Regions from separate parts of the Mus musculus genome. Here all the other regions are linked to region 1. Evidence: chromatin loops called from intact Hi-C (ENCODE). Cell type or tissue: left cerebral cortex. All regions are shown on one strand.

Region 1 (8,000 bases):
ACAACATTGAGCTTCAGGTACAATGACAGTGTACCTACAAAGAAAATAAGGTGGAGAGTGATGAAGAAAGACTGCCTGTGTCTGCCTCTGGACACACACACACACACACACACACACACACACACACACAGAGAGAGAGAGAGAGAGAGAGAGAGAGATATCAGATTCTAGTAAGAACTATCTTGTTATAAGTTATCAAAAGCTAAATGCTAGAGTTGTGATTCCCTGACAGGATTATATTGACAGAAGTAATTTGTGAAAGATTACAATCTTGGCCAGTGTATGCCCTGCTCCGTCCCAAGGAGATGTGCAAAACAGTGAATCCCAGGCCCAGTGCCACCACTGTCAAGGCACTGTCCTGGAGTATTCTACCTAAGGCAGTGAGAAGAAGAGAGTGCCAGCCATCACTGTGTTCTTGTTTGTTCTTGTACCATGAAGGATCTGGGCTTCGGCTGGGGTCTCTGGAGGTGGATTCTCAGACAAGCATCTATCCCACAGAAGTTCTTTCAGTAGCTCAGATACAGCTTTTGAAATTTTCCCGTTGCTCAGAATAGCTGCTGGTAAGATTCCTTTTCACAATAGACTATATATAAATATGAATAATAAATGTTGGTAGGTGAACGGTTCCAAGAGTTTCTCCCGGTATCTTATCTCAGCTATTTACATCATGTACCAGAGGCTACAGAACATCAGCTTCTCTGTCGTGGGTTGATGTAACTCTGCAGCATCTATAGCAACACTACCTTCTTATCAGGGTTGACTTCTCATCTTCAGTGTGTAAATTTGTGTCCATCTTCGTAACTGATTCTCCTGAAGGGTGATTGTCTTTCCTTTCTTTATTGCCTTCCCATTCCTCCCTGCCCTAGCCTCTCCCAACCTATCTATCCCTGAAGATGTGCCTTTCCCTCAGTGCAAGAAGAAAAGTTTTGTGTGTGTGTGTGTGTGTGTGTGGGTGTGTGCGTGCGCGCGCGTGCGCATGTGTGTGACAGAAACTCTAGAGTGCTCTATAGCAACTCTTAAGCCTTTCTAGAGAAATTACCATTTTGAATCCTCCAACAGATTTGTATAAACAGTAATAATGCAGTGGGAGAAAGCAGAGAGGGTGCTCATAGGACATTAAGAGATGCTGAACAGATGAACAAACTTTTAATATTCAGGCATCTGAAGGAACAGTTATCCCAAAGTTGTCCAAGAAACAACAGATTTAAGTCCCTATGCCTCAACACAGAACACTGCCCTGAATATCAATAGGTGTCCTTAAATCGACAGTCTGAAAGAAGAGCAGGCCCTAACCAACCTCTGTTTCACAGAGGTAGCAGCTGGTCACGTGACATTAATTTCAGAGGTAGAATATGCTCCTTATGAAAGCTGTGCTGCTCAACAAAAGAGCTATGGAGGTGCTCAGCATTTCCAGCAGTCACAAACCTGCAGGGGAGGGTTGTGCATCATGGCCATTCCCCGACCAGCCTTGCACTCTGCCCTTACTTCCCACCCCATGAACTCAAGAGAAGCAGCTCTGTTAATGCCAAATGATGCTCATTCTCAGTCCATCTGCTGACATTTTCCCATCTTGTTCCCACCTCATTTACTTGTCCTAAACCAAACTGCAGTTCCTAGACAGGAACTGCCCATCTCTGTCTTCTCCAAACAGACCAGTTACATGTGCATGATTGATTTCTTCCAAGACTGTCTAAAAGCAGACTCATCCCCTACTGATCCAGACATGAGCTCAGGGTTCTGCATAAAGCTGTTCAAAAAATGTAGGTCAAAACATATGCTGTAAAACAAAGACTAAGTTACATGCAGTTAGAGAAAATAAAGCTGGAATCTAAAAACAGATTCTTTTATATTTTGAGATTATAATATAATTGCTATATTTCCCTCTGCCTCTCCTTCCTCCCTTTTATACATCCTTCCTTGCTCTCTTTCAAATTCATGGTTACTTTGAGCACTGCAAAAGAGTAGGTGGAAAGAGTTTTAAGAGCTGGAGGACCAGAGGGTTTGCTGTGAGGCTGTGTCTCTTAGCAATGTCAGAGGCTACACCCATAGTATTCCACCAACACTGCCCATGCATGAGCTGGGCTAGCACAACAATAGACACCCTGATGTGGATGAGGGAGTGTGGAAGCTCAGGAGGCCTCGAACTAGACAAAGAACTACTGCAACAATGGAATACTGAGTGCAGGAGAAAGTCTCTCCCATGAAATTTTTGTTAAGAGCTGGGGAACAAATCAAGTGGACTCAATGCAATCAGTTCTACCAGAGAGTGACACTGTCAGCATACCCTTGCACTTGGTTTCTTAGTTCTTTCTTGATTTTTGAAAATATATTATATGGTTTTTTCTTTCTTTTTCCTTCCTCCATAGCCTTCCATATAGCCCTCCTTGATCCCTTTCAAATTCATCACCTCTTCCTTCATTACTTGTTGTTACATACATATATGTATATACATATATATTCCAAAATACATAAATACAACCTGTGCAGTCTAAATACTTGCATGCATGATTTTAGGGCTGATCATTTGGTATTGGATAACCAATTGGTGTGCTCTTCCCTGGGGAAGACTATTTCTTTACTTTCAGCATTCCTTAGTTGCCTGTAGCTCTCTGTGTTGGGATGGAGGCTTGTGGCCTTCCCCTTGTTCACTTTGGCATCTTATTGTTGTGCTTGTTCAGCAAATGTTGGTGAGACTTTATGGGTGTAGCTTTTGACATTGTTAGGAGACACAATCTCACAGCAAACTCCCGATATTAGAGCTGATCAGATCACCTGTACCCTTCTATCCCCCTCTCTACTACTCTGCAATGTCCCTGTCTTGGCACTGGTCCCATTTCTCTTTCCTGGCTCCTGCAGTTCATTCAGGGCATATACTCACACCTGAGGATTTAAAGCTAAGAGCCTCAGATAACATGCAGCATTTCTCTTTTTGGCTCTACATTACCTTGTTCCATCTATTTATCTACCAATTTCACGATTTCTCCCTCCCTCGCTTCCTCCCTGCCTTCCTTTTTCTTTCTTGTCAAGACAGATTTACTAAGTTTCCAAGGCTCATCTTAAATTCACTTTGTAGGTCAAATAGGGTTTGAATGTGCCACACTCCTGCCTCAGCCTCCTGAGTATCTGGTATCAGGATCAGCTAGAAGAGGGTTTCTTTTCTTTTTTGACAGTAAAGCAAAAACTCTTCAGAAAAGAGTTGATTCTGTGAAGTTCTGATGGATTTTTGTTTTGCTTTGTTTTAATCTCATCCCGGGTGAAGTACATTTTCTTCTCAGTTGTTCAAATGAGTCATGTAAGAACTAGATTTAAACTATCAACCTCTTCAACTTTTTTTTTAGTAGTCAGGTTGATTAACATGGAGTTAGTCAGTGTTCCCAAGGCTACATTTTAATCTTTACTTCAATACAAAATCTTTTAAGAGAAAACTCTTTGTCGACCATCATGTCAAACGGATTTGTAGGTGGCATTCTGTAAAATGCTTCTTCTTTAATTTACAAGGCAGCACAGTAGTAGAACCGATTTTCTCATATCCACATGGTGGCACAGATAAAGAAGATCTCTAGCAAATGATGATCAGAAACCTTTGAGTCATCTCTGGGGGCTTATAATAAACACAGCTGCAGGAAATGAAGAGGGATCAGTACCCAATCATTTCTATCGGCTAACCGTTTTCCATTTTCAACAGTTATTTTATTTTATTTTTACTTTAAGCATACTGACAAGTATTCTGTTGTACATCTGGGTTTCTATTACCTCTTAGATGCAATTGGTAGTTTACATGGTTATTAGTAAAACAAATGATTAGATTTTTTTTTTCTGAAACAGGCAGCTCAAACCTGGGCAATTCAAAAGAAGAGAATCCTTAAAAATGTGCTCTCTGAAACACTCAACATCACAGTTGCTATGGTTTTCTTTCTTAAAAAAAAAAAAGATCTAATTTTAACTTGCTGTTAAATGTAACCAGAGAGACATTATGAGGAAAAACACCTTGCTTGTTAGTCTACCAGAACACGTTGTTATTTTTAAAAACATTCTACAAAATAGTCCTTCTGTCTAATAGTCAGATACTAAAGTCCTTAACCGTGACCAGGATGCTGGGCTAGGTGGACCAGGAGAGACGAAAGTTGACCAGATCTCAGCATGCGGGTATTTGCAGCTAGGAGAAGGCAGCAGTGGAGGATGGGAAGTGGAGAAGTACAGATAAACACCTCCCTTCAGAGGAGATACCCTCTGACCTCACTGAACTGCAAGGGGTTGAAATGAATCCCAATCTATTTCGTATGTGGATCCCTAGGTTCCCGCAGAGCCTAGAACACAGCAGGCCCTCGGTGCACACTTGTTTTCAGAGAGAGGGTGTGGCTGATTGCTAAGGCAGGAATATCAGGCTTGCTTCTCTAAGAACACAGGTGTTTGGAAATGAGTTCTGGAGAAGAGAAAGGCAATGTCCCCATTGCCGGAATTCTTTTTTATCCAAGTAATATTGTAAGGCATGGTGCACTACTACTCGATGGCAGTGGTGGATTTGGCTCATAGTACATATTTAAGAAATAAGTAAAGCATCCCACAGATGAAGATACGTAAAATACTAATAGCAGCACTGCTCCCAGTTGCTAAGGTTATATATATCACTACATAAAACCTTTCCCTCTCATGACATCTTTGTATAAATGTTATTAACACAACTGGGCTAAGAAAGAGAAACCATGATGTTGAAGAAGTATAAGGTAATCAAGGGAACTGGCCATATCTGAGACTTAAACTTAGGGCCGTCGATACCAGATTCCATAACTTTAGGATCATATGAAAATACTTCTCTCTATACTTGACCCTAGGTGCTGTGCTCAGATATTTACTTTCCTCACATTAAAAATGTTTTCTTCTATAAATTTCATAACCAGGTCCCTAACATTATTGCTGTCTTATTGGGTGTGACTCCCTTTACACTGGTGAGATAAGCACAATTTTATGTTTAACTCAAGTATAGGAACCAATTTTGTTAAGAAAGAATTAATAGATTTTTAAGGGTTTTAAAAGATTTTTAGTTGTAAATATTATGGACCCATTGTATTCCAGAAGTCATTAAATAAAGAAAAAATAATGTGGACATAAAAATTCCACATGAATAGATTGCAGAGACTTTGGGAATAATTCATCAAAGCAACTGTGCTTCTCTGAACCGGTCCATTGTGCACATTTATCTGAGAGGGCTACTCACTGTGGTGTTATGTAATGGAGAGAGTGTTCAAACTGGAGTTGCAGAAGAGTTTGAGCTCTAGGTTTACTATTCATTGATGGCATGTCCTAAGAGGAACTATGCAACTTGCTTTAACATTACTTTTAGAACTGTAAGCGTCATGGAAGCATCAGACGGGGATGTTTTACAGAACAACACTTATGACAGAAGAGGCTTAGCAATTCTACAAACAGCTCCTGGCGGGGGCCTGAGACTACCTCAGAGGATTCTGTCTCTTCCTCCTGTCAAGGACTATGTTCTCACCATCAGCAGGAGGCTGGCTAGTTTCATGTCAACTTGATACAAGATAAAGTCGTCTGTGATAAGGAAATCTCCACAGAGAAGATGCCTCCCTAAGATTAGGCTGCAGGCAGGAAAGCCCATAGGGCATTTTCTTAATTAGTGGTTTGATGTGGGAGGGCCCTGCTCATTGTAAGTGATGACACACCTGAGCTGGTGGCCCTGGGTTCTATTAAGAAAGCAGACTGAGCAAGCCTCAAAGATCAAGCCAGTAAGCAGCCTTCCTCCATGGCCTCTGCTTTAACTCCTGCCTTCTGGTTCCCTCCCTATTGAGTTCCTGCTTTGGCTTCCCTCAATGGACTGTGATTTGAGATAAGTAAGCCAAATCAACCCTTTGTTCCCCAAGTTGCTTTTGCTCAGGATGTCATTCTTTTGGCATCAGACTAGTTCTGCTGATGTCAATGCCAGTTAAGCAGACCTTATGGGAAGATTGACTAAAACCTTCTAGACTCCAGAGGGCTGCCTACTGCCATCATGTGTCAAGCACAGAAGTAGTTCTACATATGTGATGTCTCTTCCAACTCATATTCTCTTCACCATTTCCCCGCTTTGGGGCCCTCTGCTAGGACTTCTGTTACAGATCAGCAATCACTTTCATGTTTCAAACCCAGGGACCAGTAGGCTTGCTGTGACTGCAGCTCTAATAGCCGTCTTCACAATGGACAAGTCTTGTCTTTGGTGGAACAGTCTTTTCATCTACACAGGTGGCATGATCATTCAGTTCTCCTCTGCCGCACTTACCAGTGATTCATTCACAGCCTCTTGGGCTGCTGGCTCTTGCTCTCCAGCAGGGGTACTCCTTTCCCCAGTGAGTGTTAGGGCCTTAGGTGACCTTGTCCAGTGCAGATGCTACCACACACTCCTGTTTCCTAGTGTCATAATGCTCCTTGAATTGCCCAATTGTCCACTCAACTACTAATATGAAGTCTTCATTCAGTTTGTTTAATATGTATCTCAAAATTAACAATGCCCAGTCTAAAATCTTAATTTTTATTCTTCCTTCCAAGAATATGCCACGCAAATCCACTCAACTGTCCAGCAGAAAACTTAACAAGTTATCTTTGATCTTTCATTTATCCTTTCCTTTCCTTCAGTACCCATCCTAGCATTGGTCATTGGTCTTATTGCCTCTACCCTATCCACTATTGATGTTCTGAAAGCCCCATCATCTTCCATCTAAATTATTGCCACTGCTTCCTAACACAGAAGGCACAGTTGTTCTTTTGGATGACAACCACATCCTATTCTACTACCACATCCTATCTTACATTTACTGAAAACCCTTCCACAAATGCCCATAACACCTACAACAGAACACGACCCCCAGTATCCCTATCCCCTATGAAGACCTTCAGCCCCTCATTTCTGTTGGCTATACCCAACTTGGTTAAACAAGCTTATTTCAACCTCACACAGTTTGTAGTCTATGGCCTGAGGAACAGGGTTTTTCTGTATAGCCCTGACTGTCCTGGGACTCACTCTCTAGACCAGGCTCGCATTGAACCTACAGAGATACACCTGCCTCTGCCTCTGCCTCCCTGCCTCCCCGCCTCCCCACCTCCCCACCTCTCTGCCTCTCTGTCTCTGCCTCTTCCTCCTGAGGACTAGGTTTAAAGACTTGCGGGTCTTTTATCCCCAACTTTATTCAGAGCATAGCTTAAACACCTCTTTTCCAGAAAGACTTCTTTGATGACCTGTAGTAAACAGCTTCCAGTCATATATCCATTTTAATCTCAGGAGTTCTTATCCCAATACCATTTAGTAATTTATATCATTCCTGCCATACACTCCGAAGTTGTCTGAGATGAAAGATACACAGTGGTTGTTGGCTAGAGGACTATCTAATGGTCTCTGACTTTATTGCACAATTCAAGAGAGGTCTACTTTCTTTGCCTGTTGCTATCCAACTCAAACACAGCTAACTTAATACTTTACAGCTTAGCTGGAACGACCTAAGTGTAAGCTATCCATTTATAAAGTACCTTCACTTTGAATGCTTCTCCCGGCACGCAGACACTTTGATTCTTCCCTACACTTTCTTATACTTAATTTGGCTGTCTGTTTGTTACTCTAAATCAACAAAATTTGTGAAGTACCTGCCCCACCCAATCAGCTTTTATTTTAGTCTTTGCTGGAAAGTAAATAATTTCTTTGATTCTTGGTTCACATAAAGAACAGCTCGTGCACAGCTGAAACCCTCAGCATAATCAGTCCTGTTTGGAAAAGAATTAATATTACAATTTGCTGTCATTACTAAGAGTGTGGTTGTAAGAATACAGCGGTCCTTCTAGAAAGTTCTTACTCTAATGTGATTATAAAACCAGTATGTCTTTTGTGTGGCAGGAATGGGAGCCTTGTAGAAGTCACATCTCAGTATAATCCAGAGCCCATTTCCTACAATTTTTCCTGGAACAAACACAGTCAGCCTGCCAAGGTCAGGAGTATTGTGAGACGAAGTCTGAATCTG
Region 2 (8,000 bases), 330 kb after region 1:
TTGAAATCTTCCCACTTAGTGACATTCTAGATTGAAAACACACCTAGAACACACACTAGCACATTGAGGTGTCTCAAATATACACTCAAGCCTTTCTTTTCCCCATATTTTAACCATTCATTTCTGGGAAAGATGTTATTATCACAGCTATCTGACAATATGAACACACACACACATGAACATAAACACACTTATAAAGATGAATGTATACTTCTTTAGAGACATCTGCCTTCACTCTATCATAAATAAATAAATAAGTTAGTAAATAAATAAATAAATACATAGTTTTCAAACCTAGGCCTTTTGGAGCCAATGATTAAAAAAAAAATACCAGTGTTTTTATTTATTTTATTCCAAGACTTCCTCCCAAATCTGCAAGTGAGCAGATGTGTTTGTGCAAATTTTACAGAGAATTTGTGTGGTTTTTACTTTACTGAGACTTGCAGACAGCCTCTGACTTAATGACAGACTTTGTATTTGAGCACCATTAACTTCACAACCCAGAAGGCCACATGACCTTTAATGATCAGTACTTTCTAGATTATAATTGTGTCCAATATGTCTCTCCGTGCTAAACTTAAGCGGTAAAAGAACAGTAATGACTGTGGTGACACATACCTGTAATGTCTGGGGAGTCAGAGAATAAAGGGTGAGAAATTCCAGACCATTCTTGGTTACATAGTGAGTTGGTGGCCAGTGTGTGATACTTAATGCCTTATCACAAAATAAAAAAGAAAGAAAGGAAGGAAAAAAAAGAAAAGAAAAGAAAAGAAGAAAAGAAAGGGAAAGAAAAGAAAAGAAAAGAAAAGAAAAGGAGAAGAGAATAAAGGAAGGCATAGCCTAGGAAATCATGCTCAAATCACTATTGACTTGTCCATGAAGTCATACTGCACTCAAGTAGTATGACTGATTTTCAACACGAAAAACAAATGCCCTTCTGTGTATTGGTATTTTAGTCAAAAGAGAAAAGACATCATAACGATGCTAAATTAGAACCCCTGAAAACACATATCCTTAGTGTTCCAAGTTTATGTGCATTGTTATGATAAACACAGCAATACCACCAGGCAGGTGCTAGTAGTATTCCAGTTTTGCAGAAGTGGAATGTGAGGTTAGTGGCTTCGGCACCAAATGACATGGGTGGGCTTATTTCCTTGAGAGCTATAGTGGGGGATGTGGAAAAAAACTGATCAATAGAAGTTCGGCTCTTATGAATGTGTCTTAATTTCTTGTTGCTGTGACAAAATACTGTCGCAGAAGTAGCATAAGCGAGAAGAGGTTTACTTTTGCTTACAGTCCCTGAATACAGTCCACAGAGGTAGAAAGTCACAAAGGCAGCAGTTTGGGGGAACTAGGCCTAGTGCATCTCCAGTTAGGAAGCAAAGAGGGGAAGGCATGCAGAACTTGCTTAGTTATTTCCAGAATCCCCAGCTAGGGAGTAGTGACTTCTACCACCCCTAGCCAAGACAAGTTCTCAGACAAGCACTAGCTTTTCATCCAGAGAACCTCCGTTTAGAAAGTTCACAACTACTTGTAATTCCAGCTCCAGGATATCCAATGCTTTCTTCTGATGTCCCCAGGGACCCTCCCACACCCCATTCTTTCACACACACACCCCTCCAACACACACAGGGGAAGGAGGAGGAGGGAGAGAGAGATAGACAGATAAAGTCACAGTAAAAATAAAAGAAAAAAACTAACAAGTATAGTCCTTGACCAGGGTGCCCAGAAGCCTGTCTCTAAAATGATTATAGCTCCAACTAGACAGCCTTATCCATCACAGGTTCATGGCACACACAGACGGTGACAAATGTTGCCTGTCTGGCACGTCTGTTTTGTTAACCTTCTTGAGCTTTTCTTTTAAGTAACTCATGAAAATGAGATTATAATGTTCAGTGTATAGATTTCGTTCTCACAAAGAATAATGTAAAGCTACAATAGGACTTATCTAAAAGTAATGTCATCTTATTGATATAGAATATTGGAAATAAGCAATGTTCAATTACTACGTTTAGAGCTTAGCAGGACAGCTGCAAAGGGTGGCCACGGGATGAGGAGACAGCAGATTACACAGAAGCTTATGGAAGTTACAAGTGGCATCTTTACTGAATTGTCTTTGCTTCTTGTTTAAAAGCTTAATGTTGTAATTACTATGATAGCCTCTCTCATGATGCTACCTTTGTTTGTTTCTTTTAAAATGGCTTCTTCCTCATTAGTTTTAGCCAGGCTGGCCTTGAACTCAGAGGTCCTCTTGCCTCTGCCTCTTGAATGCTAGGACTGAACTGATTCAATTAAATTAAAGGTATGTACCATATGCCCTACATATTATAATATTTTAAGTGTGCTATCTCCTGGAAGTTAAAGATTCGATGAAATAGTGTTGCTGATATGAGAACACTTACTTGTTTTCAACTTTCTGGAAAGCTGCATAGAAATTTTGAAGGTTTCAAGTTGAATTAGCAAGACTAGAGAAGGAAGAGCAGTAGCCAAGTGTCCCAGGCTTGATTCAGAGTGAAGCCTTATTGTCCTAGGCATACCTATAGGTTACTTCCTTGAAAGGAAAACAACCAAAACCAAAACAAAACCAAATAAACAAAAAAGATGTACTAAGTCGCAAAACTATGGAAAAGTGCCTTCAGGATCCTTCCAAGTGGGGAAAATATGTCATGATCAAGGTTGTTCTGAAAACCAGCATGACTGTGACAGAATCTCACAGTTCCTATTGGTTAGTATTAATTAACAAATAGCAACAATTACCTTAAATCTGTTAGGACAATCGCCTTCATTGGGTTGCTATTTGGGGTAACCCATTCCTCTGAATTTTAGAGACTTAGACTAAGACGAATGAGACGAACCCCAAGATAGAAAAGAGAGCTGTAGCTTGTGTGTCTCTGGTTTCTCAGAGCAACTCCTCATTCTCCTTTTGGTTAAGATTGTTACAGGTGGTCATCAATTATTTCAGTGGGTCTCAGCTTCTCTCTTCTCTTTCAAAGAGATCACAGAGGCTAGTAGGTTGTGACTGGGTGCAAGAGTGCACTGCTAGGCATCACACCCTTCACAAGTCACAAAAGCCAATAATGATTACTGTGGTGGATTTTTAAACGTTGACTCTCCAGCAGTTAAGAATGTGGGCACAGCTGGAGAGGAGAGACTAATAGTACTAGACATTTATAATGCTCCTACCAGTTCAGGGACCAGCCTGCTCCTACTTAAAGGGAATTTGAGGGGAGTTTGCTGGTCTGGGTGAGATCCTGCGATACTCAGTGGTATGCTGTTTCCCCCAGGTCCAGTCTCCCCTCTCACCAATCCCAGGCCCCTGAAACACAGCACCAAGGCACCAAGGACCAAGAAACTCAGCTTGCAGGAGGCTTCTTGCAGGTGGCCCGCCACCGCCACCGCCACCGCCACCTCCACCTTGCCAACCCGCATTTAGTTGCCGCTCCAAGAGGCTTAGAAGACGTCACGAGTGACGCCCAGGGCCCTTCACCCTTCCTGCAACCTCGGACGTTGCTGGCGCCGTGGGCGCTGCGGGGTGTTCGGGCTACCGCGGGTTGGAGGGACCAGAGAAGGCGGAACTTAGTAAAGGGAGGGGGCCGCCACCAGCACCTAGGCGGCTGCTGTGGAGGCTCCCCCCCCCCCCCCCGACCTGGGGGAAGTGATGCTGTGCTACAAGGCTGTCAGGAGTAGTGAGCCGGAGCTGGTGAGCAGGACCGCCCGGCAGGAGGGTAGATCTAGTTGTGTTGAGACTCCAGCTCCCAGCGTATGGCCAAGAGAGGGAGAGAGCGCGCGCAGCAGAGGCTGATGTGTGTGTGCGCGCGTGAGTGTGCGTGTGTGTGTGTGTGTGTGTGCCTGTCTACAGGTAGCAGCGGCAGCGGCGGGGACGCGAGCAGGGGACCCATCTGGAGCTACCGCTCCGCCTAGGATTTTCTGTGGCGATTGCTCATTTGGCTGACGGATCCGTGGTTCCCAGAAAAACCTCATCTTCTCCGTTTCTACTCTCCTTTAGGCGTCTCCAGTTTCAAGTGTGTGTTTAGGGATAATTTCATATTTTTCTTTTTCTTCCTCTTCCTCCAAAGCTTCTCAGGAATTCTGGCACGAAATCCTTGGATACATTTGCTCTGCCAAGTTTTGCTGCTCCAGCCCCCTCCCTCCTCCAGAGGCTTCTGGGGTGCTCTTCTTTTGGATTTACATGCAAAGAACCTATATATGTTTATATATCGGTCGGGTAGCTTATGATACATTTACGTGCGTCTCAAAGCTTGGTTTTCATCTTCTTCTCCTCAACACAGCGAAATGTTCCAGAGCTGATGAGCACAGAGACCATTATTCACATTCTTTTGATCCTGGTTTGGAACAAGGGGAGGGAGAGTGAAGAACTGTTTAACGTTCTGCCATCCTTAGGCTGAACGCTAGGCACCAAGAAGTATTTCTGGTTGCAGAGCAGGTACAACGGGGGCTTAGAGAGAAGGTAAGGGGGCCTCTTGAGTCTACTAGGCATGGCATTTACCTCAGTCCTAGGGACTGCTGATAACTTCCTGCTGGCTTCTACCTGCCCTCACCTTTTCCACCAACCCTACCCCATCCCTGTTCTCTACCTTGCTCCACCCTTTTCCAAAATCCCCGGGGCCCAGGAGGAGGGATCGGGTGCTGGGGAGGGTGACTGTGTTAAAGATGTGATAGTCCATTACAGTTTAAATGTGTCTTGTATTCCCCCACTTGATTGAGTTTCCCAGTACCTGCCTCTGTCTTTTAGCGGTTTAAAATACATTTTGTCCTTTATACAACAACAGTAACAAAAACAACAACAACAACAACTACAACAAAATGCTATGTCGATCAGATCAATGTTTTAAACACATCTTGGTGTTAAGTCTCCACTACTATCTTCTGATGAAAATAAAAACAATAAAAATTAATGAACTTTAATGAGCTGGGTGGTTTCTTCAATACTAGGTTTCATAGAATCTCCAAAATGCAGATAAACAGCAAGGAGGACAGTGGGCTTCAGCTCCTGTAAATTCCAGTTGTGTCACAGGGAGGGCAAATCCCCAGAGTTGAGAGAGAGGGAGCTAAGTCTAGCATAAGAAGACCTACGCGGCCAGCGAGTTTTTTAAAACCCACCTTTTACACTGCATCCAGTCCTCGATTAACTCCTGCTCTGGGGATGCGTTAACCGAACAGACCTTTTGATGGAGAAGTGGGCTCTTCTCTCTGTTCCTGGTCTTCAGCCAGCCTCCTTCCTCCCCCTCTGCCTGTCTGGCCCTGGCACTTTGCAAATCGCCGGTTTTGCGCACCCTCGCGGTGGGCGTTCTCCACGTTGCATCCTGCCCCCTCGGTCCTTCTTCCAGCGGGGTGGCCGAGTACATGCATCTTTCTCGGGGGGCTCGCTCGCACACGCCCTCTCCCGCAGCCCGCGACTCCCCACCTGCCCCGGCTCGCCTTAGCCTCTCTTCTCCTTCGGGTGCATCCCTGACCCTGGCATCCCTTCATCCCGGCCTGCTAGGGTTCGGAGCGTCGGGACGCGGCTGTGGCGGCGGTGCGGAGCTGGTGTGGGAAGCCAAGGCAGGAAAGGCGAACCCGAGTGGGTGGTGAGAGGCCAACCGAGTCCGTGGGAGCCAGGGAAGCCGAGAGGAGTGAGACACTGAGTGTGCGCTGCGCGCTGCCCTGGTCGGGGCGGACTCGTGCGGAGGCTCCTAGTCTTCCGAGCGGCGCCCCAGCCTCTGCAGTGAGCCTGCTTGGGTGCGCCTTGGGACCCAGGCACCCAGATCCCGGAGGTCGGCGGAGAGGTACCCGAGAAAGGCAGTGATTCTGAGAGTCCGCGGAGGGGAGACGCGGAGGCTGAGCGGATGGAGGAACAATGCCGCCTCCAGAAGCAAAGCCTTTCTTGAGCCTTGGCTGGAGTGTGGAGTCGGCTCTCTGCTCTGCTCTCTCCAGGCCTTGAGGCTACTTCTGGGCTTGGTTCCGCCTCTTAGTTTGACAGGAATTAGAAAGTTGCTCTTCTTCTCTACAAGGTTTCCTTTGAAGTGGCTTTCCGATCTGCGTGCTGGTTCAAGTCAAGATGTCACTTTCTGGATCCCCCGCGAGGAGCGACTAATAGATTATGCATTGTTGGGCAATAAACTCTCCTGGGAAGAGAGGGTAGTCCACCCCAAGGTTTAAACGGTTCGCCACTGACTCCTGCCAGCCTCAGCACAATGCCTTGTGAGTAGACATAATATTAAAGCAACCTGCAGTAAATTTTAAATTATTTAGGATGAGGTTTTTGAACGAGGAATAATTTATTCCGGAGGAAGCAGTTAGGCTGTTATTGGAATGAGGGAAATATGTCCCATATTTGATTCATTTGTGATTATTCTAATGAGCTCTGGCCTGTACCACTGTTTTCTCTTTCTCTCTCTCTCTCTCTCTCTCTCTCTCTCTCTCTCTCTCTCTCTCTCTCTCTCTCTCTCTCTCTCTCTCTCTCTCTCTCTCTCTTTTTCCTTCCATTTCTAGGGCCTTAGTGGTAGACATAGGGCTGGGGAAATGTGAATTTAGATAGTTAACCCTCTCTCTTTCACTGTGTGTTTTAATAGAGTGTTGACATCCCAATTTCCCTCTTTTTATACTAAAACTACTGTAGCCTATTTTGCTTAAGTAACTGGAAGTTTCATGCTATATTTGACATTACAGTGTCTTGATACATTTCTCAAAATTAATTATACTTGGACTATTAATATGATCATAATTTTTTAAATGGCATTTAGAGGAGGTGTGTATGTATGTATGTGTGTGTGTGTGCTTGAGTACAAAATCTATAAAATTTCTGAGCGTAGTCAGCTATTACAACCTAAAGAGAGTGCCAGTTTTCTTTGGAAATGAGTTGAGCAGCGAAGACCATGTGTGTATTTAGAATATCTAATGCAAAATGCAAAACCCCATTAAGTTTACTGTGCCCTTGGCAGAGAATGGATCTCAGTCTCCTTGCACTGCCTAGTGATGGAGTGATTCACAGAGAATGTGGAAGTTAATCATTGCTCAGGCCTTCTGATGGCACGGAGTGATTAAAAGGAGTAACTGTTTTCTGTAAGCCTGCTCTTCTACATGTAGTCTTTACAATCCTTCTAGCTAAAGGAGGAACGGGGATATTTCAGAAGGAAGTAACACTAGAGATCCTAGGGTTTGAAGTAAGAAGAGCCTCTTTGGGGACTTCCCCCTCACCTCCACCCTCAGAATTGCTGTCTGTCAAATTTAATTTTTTTTCCTGTGGTTTTATTTTGTGAAAATTTCCATTTTTATTTAGTGATAACATATTGCCATATAAAAATGCTTGGATTGTTTGCAATTGGAACAGGGCTACACAGGAAGGTAGGCCCAGGATCTTCTCTGCTTGTTTCTGGTGGGGGAAGGGTTGCCTAGAAGTCTAGTTGACTCTGGGCAGGGTCAGTCAGATGACTCCCCTGAAAGACACAGTGCCATCTCTTCCAACCCTAGTTTCTCAGATTTGACTTCACATTTAGCATTTTCAAGCAGTTATTCTGGGATAAGTCCTGCTCTTATGTCAACTTGCCTTAACTTATTACTTTAGCTTTTCAAAAATAAAATTAAACCTTAGGATTATTAAGTAGCTAAAACTATAGAACACAGGTACAAATTTTAAGATTTGCTATTTAAATTTTTATCTTTGATGTTATTGACATTTTATGGGTCGATGGTTTTTAATCTATCTATCTATCTATCTATCTATCTATCTATCTATCTCATGTAATTGGTATACCTTTCTCTGAGTTTCCAAGTGTTAAATCAATTTTTAACATTTTTAGAAAAGCTTAGTCATGGATGTCTCTAGAAGATCCTGCCCCTACTGAAGAGTTACTTCATAAATTACCTATGTGAAGGTAGTTTTTATAAAGCAAAGCACAGCTGGAATTAACAGTAAGACCAGAAATTTCAGCAGATTGACAATAGAATCTAATGTATTTTGCCATGGTCTGTCTTCCTTATGTGACATTTGATGACCATTT
Region 3 (8,000 bases), 200 kb after region 1:
GGAACAGAAGGCTTGCTCTCTAAATTTTCAGCACACTGGGAAGACTAAATTCAGTATTTCAGATTAAGATTTTAAATTACTCAAGGAGACTAGAATCCTTCAGCAAAATAAATGGAACAGAATTTAAAATAGAAACAGGAGAATTGTGAATTTAAATATAAAAGATGAATTGTAGGTGTGAGACATTAGATGCTATGTGGGAAAGCATGTGGGGGATTCAGTTCAGTTATTCAGGATCCAGCAAAGACACGGTGGATGAATGACCCTTCCATTTTAGTTACATTCCCAAGCATTGCTGTGCATGGGGCTGAGCCTTTCCTTGGCAATCTTACACGCTGCCTGCAGAAGACAAATTACAGACTACGTGTGGTAAATCCTTAAGCCTCGCTTAATACTTACAATATAGAAGAAATTAATGAAAAGGATCTCTTTAGGGATATTCTTTTTGGGGGCCTTTAAATAAGAAACAGAATGAAATAAAGAATTGCATGTTGTATATTGTTGTCTTTGAACACTCTCTCTTAAATTCTACTTCTTTCAGCCATAGTTTTAACAGTCTTAGTCAATTTATGTTAGCATTTTCTGGCATCTAATTTGCCAATGTTTTATATCATTGGAGAAAGTAGTCTTAATGTTTTATATTTCATTAATAGGTTGCTACAGATATTCGACATAAATGCTTTCTTGCAATCTTTTATGTTGATTTCTTTTGTTTTTATTAACTTGAAAATTTTATATGTGAGTCTTTTGGGCTGGCGTGACTTCCGTTCCCTCCTACCCTCTTTAATTCCTCTTGTGACTCCCTAACCAGCCGCCTTGAATCCCTAACCTCCTTTACACACACATGCATGCAAGTACACGCCCACAAACACACACATGCATGCAAGTACACGCCCACAAACACACGCATGCATGAGTTTGGATTCCATTGCTGTGCAAGCATTTAGATAACAAAATGAAATCTGGGAAGGGAAGGGTGTATTTCAGATTGTAGGTTTCAGTCCATCACAAGAAGATAAAAACCTGAAGCAGAAATCGTAGAGGGAAGCTGCTTTATTGTTACTCCCTGGCTCATATACCTTTATTTTATAGTCCAGGTCTTCTTGCCTAGGAATGGTACCACCCACAGCAGGCTGAAACCTCCTACATCAATTAGCAACCAAGAATATGCCCTACTGACTGGCTCACAGGCTGATCTGATAGGGGCAATTCCTTTTGTCTTCTCAGGTTAGTCAAATTGATAACTAAGACTAACCGTTGTGAGTGCGTGTTTGCGAGTACTCATATCTAATAAGTCTAATAATATTCTTATTTGCATATATTTATGGATGACAATTTAGGATTAGGATCTCATCTCTAAAATCAAAACAAAAGATAAACAAACAAAAAACCAAACAACAACAACAAAGCAAAGCAAAAGAAACACAATACAACCAAACCTGGGTTCCCCTTCATCACAGTCATTCATTATCTATAGCTCTTCACCTAGAGTAGGGCCTCATGAAGACCTCCCTCCCATGCTCCTGTGGGCTTCACAGGTTTTGTGTAAGGAACTTATTTTGGGAGTTCATGGATGCAGGATTCCTCGCTGTCCAGAAGGGGCTGTACTGGTCCTCAGACTCTTAAACCTTGGTACTTCCTCTTCCATGATGCTCCCTGAGTCACAGGTACAGGTACAATATTATAGATATCCCATTTGGGGCTGGGCATCCCACTGCCACTTGTTTGCATTTTGACCAGTTGTGGATCTCTCTAGTCTCCATCTTCTTCAAAAAAGGTTTATTTGGTAAGATGTGGTGCTGCACTTTATCTTTTGGTTATAAGGATAAATACAGAACAGTCAGAAACTATATTACTTTGGCAATGTGGTGGTCATAGCTTCTCCTGTATGGCCCATTTACTTTCTAGCTGTGGATTCTTGGCTAGGTTTATAGGACCTTGTGTGAATTCTGTTCTACTGTTAAGACTTTATGCCCAATTAGGCAGTTGTTCTTTACTACACAAGAAGCAAGTGCCACTGTTAAAACACTAAGGACATCTTGCAGGTTCCATCCTTGATTTGGTTTTCAGTCATTGAGGTTGGGTAGGACTGGATATTGACAACTTTCCCTACCTTGGCACCTTGCATAGCTTCTTTCCACATTATAAAAATTAGCTTTCAGGGAGTGGGCTTCAGGTTAAGTGCCTTTGGGTCTTTGTTGTTTTGGCAAGCAGTCAAGAACAATGAGAGAATCCTATTGTTTCATTAATGAACTCAATGAACTGTTTGATTGGAACTCTTAGTTCGAGAAGTCTGGACCTCTAAGGAAGAGTTAGGGGAAGGATTGATGGGGCTGAAGGGGATGGCAACCCCATAGGAAGACCAAGACTATCAACTAACCCAGACCCCTCAGAGCTCCTAGAGACTAATCCACCAACCACAGAGCATATATGAGCTGGTAGGCTGCTCCGTGGCCCTAGGCACCTATATAGCAGAGGACTGCCTGACCTCAGTAGAAGATGATGCACCTAATCCTGTAGAGACTTGATGCTCCAGGAAAGGGGTGTGTGTGGGGGTAAGGTGGGAGGGATGAGGGTAGGTGGATGGGAGGGGTGGAGTACCCTCTCAGAGGCAAAGGAACGTAGGGAGGGTGTGAAGAACTCTGGGAGCAGGGAACAGATGGGACAGGGGGCAACATTTGGAATGTAAATAAATAAAATAATCTAATAAAAAAAAGAGTAAAGGAGATGATTCCAGTCTGGAATATTAATGACAGCCAGTTTATATTAGTTCTTTTAGCTAGAGAAGGAGCCAACTGTTATCAGTTTCATGATTTAAAATGTGTAGAATTGCAATCATGAGTGTGAGCATGAGGGCACATCGAGTTATGTACCTATTAGGCTACTCATACATCTCAGCCAGTAGGATCTTGCTTACTATGCACCTGGACTCAAGTCCTACTACTTCATAAAACTAGGTACACTGTGCACATCCTTTGTCTTACAACTTGGTAACTAAAGACAGGAGGATCAGGAGTTTGAGGTTATCCTTAACTACATAGCAAGTTGGAGGCCAGTTGGGACACACAAGACCAAATTTTATAAAAAGCCCATATGCCATGTTAGTAGACATGATTAAATTTATTCCTCCCAACATAGGAGGCCACCTTTGGTGAAGAACACTATAGAGTGGTAAATTCTGAGTATCACATGATCAGGGTGAGTTTCAGAAAGGCTAAAATCCAGTCTTTCTTAGATATTTCTAAATATCACTAAATGTTTGTGACTTAAATTCGACATGGTGATATTAAAATTGTTTCCATTTCCACACAGTGATCTAGTGGAATCAAGGGTGATTCCATTCACAGATCCTGTAATGTAGTCTACACTAGTGTCAAATGGTGTTGGGATGATTATGAAACGTGGAAAAGGATGAGTTCTTAGTATGAGAGACTTAACATTCTGGTCCTGTCATATTTTGTATTCCTATCTGTGGGAATGGGACTTTGTGTTCCCCTCCTGAATTGTACAGGGATGGCCCTTAGGGTTCAGTAAATTTGAACCATCTTAGAACAGCTCTTAAGAAGTCTTCACAAAGCAATCAAATTATTAAAAATTGATTTTCTGCACTGTAACACAGACATATAGCAGAAGTTGTATTGGAAATAAATTCTCATTGAATGATATCCTTTGTGGGTATTTTTAAATGGCATGCAGCAACTGTGTCCCCCGTCTGGCATTAATAGATAAGAAGGGTCACAATCCCCACCTCTTTGGAATCTAAAATGGGCTGTCAGAGAGGAATATGGAGTGAAAATTGACGAGCTGGGCTGGCTTGGGAGTCTGCAGGTCAGAGATTAAATCCACCTTCATCTGGGAGACAAGAGCAGCCGGTTGCTAAACACTGAACGTGGTTGGTTTGAAAACAGAGCCAAGGAGTTTTGGGTGGGGAAAGCCTGAGAAGAGAAGCTGTTATGAACTCCTGGCATGTATAGGACACTATCATCCAGAAAGCATATCTTTCCTTTCCTGCATCCTGCTTTCCCTTGCAAAAAAGGCACACACTTCCTTTCACCCTCCTACGTGAGCTGCGCATTGAAAAGCAAGCCTCATTCTTCTAGACGTTCCACCGCATGTTCATTTTAAATTTAAACTTTCCATTTGCTTGCTTCACTTTATCTTGCTCTAGATAGAAATCTCTGAGCTGGTTGTAAATAAATCGCAAATCAGAAGCAATGATAATTTCACTTAGGTAAGTTTCCCACCTGTTATCTTCGGATATTTATACTTATTTTGCATTGGAAAAAATGATGCTATAAAAATTATTGATGCTGAGATATTTGGAATTAGATATTTAATGGATTGTTTATCAAGGGTATTTGTGTTTCCTTTTGAAAGGACAAATAGTTTTCAGTTTTACTTTGCTCACTGCATATTTGAAAATGCAGGAATTGCAGCTCCTTGAGGTTTGAGGGGACATCTCCTCGTCTGTGAGTCTCTGAGACGTTTTGTAGAGCCATCATTTCTTTTACTTTGTTGCTTTAGTTGGAAACTCATACAGAAAATAATCCTAAAACATGTCATGATGGAAGACATCTAGGACTTCTCAAGTTCTGTACTATCATCTTTAAGATTTGATCTTAACTAGTTGTGTCTGTACATATGTGCATGTGTGTGTGTGTGTGTGTGTGTGTGTGTGTGTTCGTGCGCGTGCGCACATGTGTGCACTGATATGCAGAGATTCCAGAAGAAGGTGTCTGATCTGGAGTTACAGGTGGTGGTAAGCTGCCTGATGTGGGTGCTGGGAACTGAATTCAACCCTCTGGATGTGCACCCTGTGCTCTTCTTCTCTCCAGTGAGATAACCATCATTGTAAAATGTTGGTTAAATTCTTGTCTTTCATTGTAATAAAAGCAAAATTATTAGGTTTAAAATTAATGGACAATCCAATTAAAGGGGCATGCTGGTTGATTCATCCCTCAAGAGGTCTGAACTTTCCAGGTACTTGTATCATCTGAGCATACCCAGGAAAGTGTTAATATTGGTTTAGAAATACAAAGAATATTAAAAAAAAACATAATTTAAGTCACATGGTCTTGCTCTCTGCAAAAAAATTCAAAGGCAGCTGACAATTCATATGCAGCACCTATTAAGGAAACACTAGAGAAAGGAAATGTATTTAGGGAGATGAAATTAAAATTTCTAAACAACAGCCAGAATGTAAGAGGAATTTTCTATGACATATAATTTAGTCCTATTACTCCTTAAAGTCACATCTAAGTAGTAAAGGGCATCAACAACAACAGTAAAGTTTCTGTTTGTGTCCCTGGATATTATAGAAGCAGCAAGAACCTCTGAGGTACCTCATTACTGTAGGTTTTAGGGACATCCTTCTAATGGACATATTCACCTAAAATGTAGGAATTATTCAAGTTCTAATTAAGTGTTTTTGGCAATTCAAAAACCACTTAATTTGAAAAAAAAAAAAAAGCTCCAAAGAGTTAATATCATCATAACACAACCTTTTGATTTTAATGTACACAACTCTAATCATTTCATTGAAATTAATGATAACAGTCATCAGAGTTGAGTAAATGAAATATTGCTTTGTTGAGATAACACAAGTCTAACACTTTCATTCCATTTGGAAAAGTAACCAACCCTTGATATTTGGAATGGATATTTAAATAGTGTCAGACCCTGACACTTCACTCAGTGACAACTGTGAGGGTTGATCCTTTTGTAACTCTAAGAGAGAGTAGGTCTAGGTGATATGATATCTGATACACAGTTGCAAGATCTGTTCATGAATGCTTCTTTTTATGATGTTACAGAAAAAGTAGAGCCATAAAGATGTCTTGTAGTTTGGATGGAAAGTGTCCCCCACAGACTCGTGTGCCCGTACACCAGTCCTCAGCTGGCCATTATTTTTAAGGATTTTTAAGGCTGTATAACCTATTGGACATGAATAGTTGGTGTTTTAGGACTATGGGGTTGGGGTAGAGGCTTATAGCTGGCCTTGGTTCCAGCCCAAGCTCTTCACTTCCTGGTCCAGCCAGATGCTAGCAAGCCATGTGAAAAGCAACTCTATTCTTCCCCTATTGTCAGACAACAAGTTGAGATAAATCCTTCCTTTCTTATTGGCTATTTATTTGGTTATTATTTATTTGGTCACTACAATGAAAAAAAAAACAAATATAAGACATTTAATATTTACCGTGTATTAATAATCTCTCATACATGTGCAATAGCATGTGGTAAATATCTCTCTCAGGTATTTGATGTATGCATATGCATATATACATATACCCCCCTGATTTCATGAGAGCAAATTAGAAGCATGTAAGGTCACAGTGACCATGTCCAAGCTGACCACAATGATGTTTCAGAATTGTTTTCTTAACTACCTCATTCAACCACCTTCACATCAAACAGAGTAAGTTCAACATATACATATGTATAATGAAAAATGGAGCATGTTTTGATGATGTTAATATAGTAACTCATCCAGTATGGTTTTTGTACTTTATGGTAAGTGGGACACTGGTTGTTTACCTACAACAAACAATAATATTGTTCTCAATATCATTTACTTGACTGGAATTTCTGTAATGTTCTCTAAATTTATAATTTATTGACTCAACTGAAACACCTTTGAGAGAAAGCAAAATTAAGGATGACAAGGAGAAATTGGGACTATTACCCCAGAAAATGAATCAGTGTGTCCAAATAGAAAAATCTCACAGCAGATTCTCTGTTTCAAAACATTGAGTTTCTGAGGTCTTAACTGCATAAAACCAAGGGACCATATTTCTTTAGAGCTGTAGATGACTTTTTACTATACCATTACATAGGAGTGGTCAGATTACTTGCTCATGAGCATCCTGTTGACCAGGACTTAGAATGTGATGGTGATTGGCTGGCATATCTCTTAATCTGCACTCATCTAGCTGGGGTTTGTTTATACATCGAGGCTCAGAGTGCTCAACAGAGGGTATGTTCTCATGCCTTAGTCAGCTGGCATCATATCTGGAACCATTCACTTATCAGAGCTCAGTGCAGAGTGAAAGCCAGAGTTATTGTGGAACAGTTAGTCAGGTGGCTGATGAGAAATCTGTCCTTTACTAGTCCTCATCTGGACTGTCCTCAGTATTTCAGTACGTGAATAAATTCAAACCGTGGAGATCACTTCGCTCTAGGAAGGCCATCTGGATAATTTTACATTGCCTTAAACTGAAAACTCTATCTGGTATCCTAGGTCCACTTACTTATCAAGGCAACAGGAATTGTGTCTCTTCCATGTACCAGTTTTATTTTGGATTATTTTTATTTTATTCTGATAGTTGAGGCTGAATTAATTTTATATTATCATTAAATGCATTAAGTATTATGAATAAAGGTTTTTATATTTGTTTGATATGGTTCTTTGAGCACACAAAAAGTGTTCAAAATACTATAAAGAAAGAATTTAATGCTAAAATAAAATTATTGAGCTTCATATCTCTCTTGTGTAATTTTGTCGCCCTACAATGATTTTAAATGATTTTCCCTTTAAATTCCTAGGGTTATGGAAGACATAAAAGATAAATATGAATTTATTCCTTATAGCATATAGCTATAAAGTAACTTCATTTCAGCTGTGCTTTTGATATGCAAGTTAAGTTTGCCTCTTTCTGGAACGAAAGTGATATGAAAGTGTGGTTTCTCTTGACATTTGTGGTCTCCATGTTGATCTTTACATTTTACATACACATAGTCTTAATTTATAAGCAAAGACTGATACGTGTCACAAAAAGCACCGTTTCATAGTTCTTGGTCATCACTAATGATGAATCTGGAGAAAACAGATACATATCAAACAGTGGATATGGGCAAATTATGTTCAGTGCCACCTAAGTGTTATGTGTAATTTTAGTAACCCACTAAGTCCTTTGCAAGAGCTCTGCCTGAGCTCCCTCAACCTCTTGGGGCCAGCTCTACTAAGCTGCCTCCTTCGTGTCCTTTCTCCTGCCCACGTTAGT

The links. Hi-C counts contacts between places; a loop is a spot of excess contacts. Peaks named below come from ENCODE experiments on the same cell type or tissue, not always from the same donor. Only the 100,000 strongest peaks of a DNase experiment are listed, where the experiment ranks them.
Region 2: it touches region 1 in a loop (10-fold over the local background); 3 of 42 quality-filtered maps call a loop at or near these places.
Region 3: a loop joins it to region 1, with 2.1 times the contacts of the local background. A loop is called at or near these places in 3 of 42 quality-filtered maps.

What each region holds. Positions count from the first base shown.
Region 1 is chr3:26,657,746-26,665,745 of GRCm38, reverse strand. All of the region lies in intron 1 of Spata16 (spermatogenesis associated 16), which reads right to left. Among named protein-coding and RNA genes, the nearest start is that of Spata16, 24 kb to the right of the region's middle. In left cerebral cortex, no CTCF peak of the experiment used is centred here; DNase peaks (open chromatin) are centred at 1,716, 1,988, 3,309, 4,218 and 2 more places; H3K27ac peaks cover 2,680 bases.
Region 2 is chr3:26,329,205-26,337,204 of GRCm38, reverse strand. A830092H15Rik (a long non-coding RNA gene) reads right to left here and starts at 5,252. Exons shown (of 2, transcript XR_389623.4): 1 at 5,122-5,252; 2 at 335-4,343. It also overlaps a transcript of Nlgn1 not described here. In left cerebral cortex, CTCF peaks have their summits at 4,422 and 5,318; DNase peaks (open chromatin) are centred at 5,270, 5,742, 7,047, 7,397 and 3 more places; H3K4me3 peaks cover 4,649 bases; H3K27ac peaks cover 3,216 bases.
Region 3 is chr3:26,461,376-26,469,375 of GRCm38, reverse strand. No RefSeq gene overlaps it. Among named protein-coding and RNA genes, the nearest start is that of A830092H15Rik, 130 kb to the right of the region's middle. In left cerebral cortex, no CTCF peak of the experiment used is centred here; DNase peaks (open chromatin) are centred at 154 and 4,019.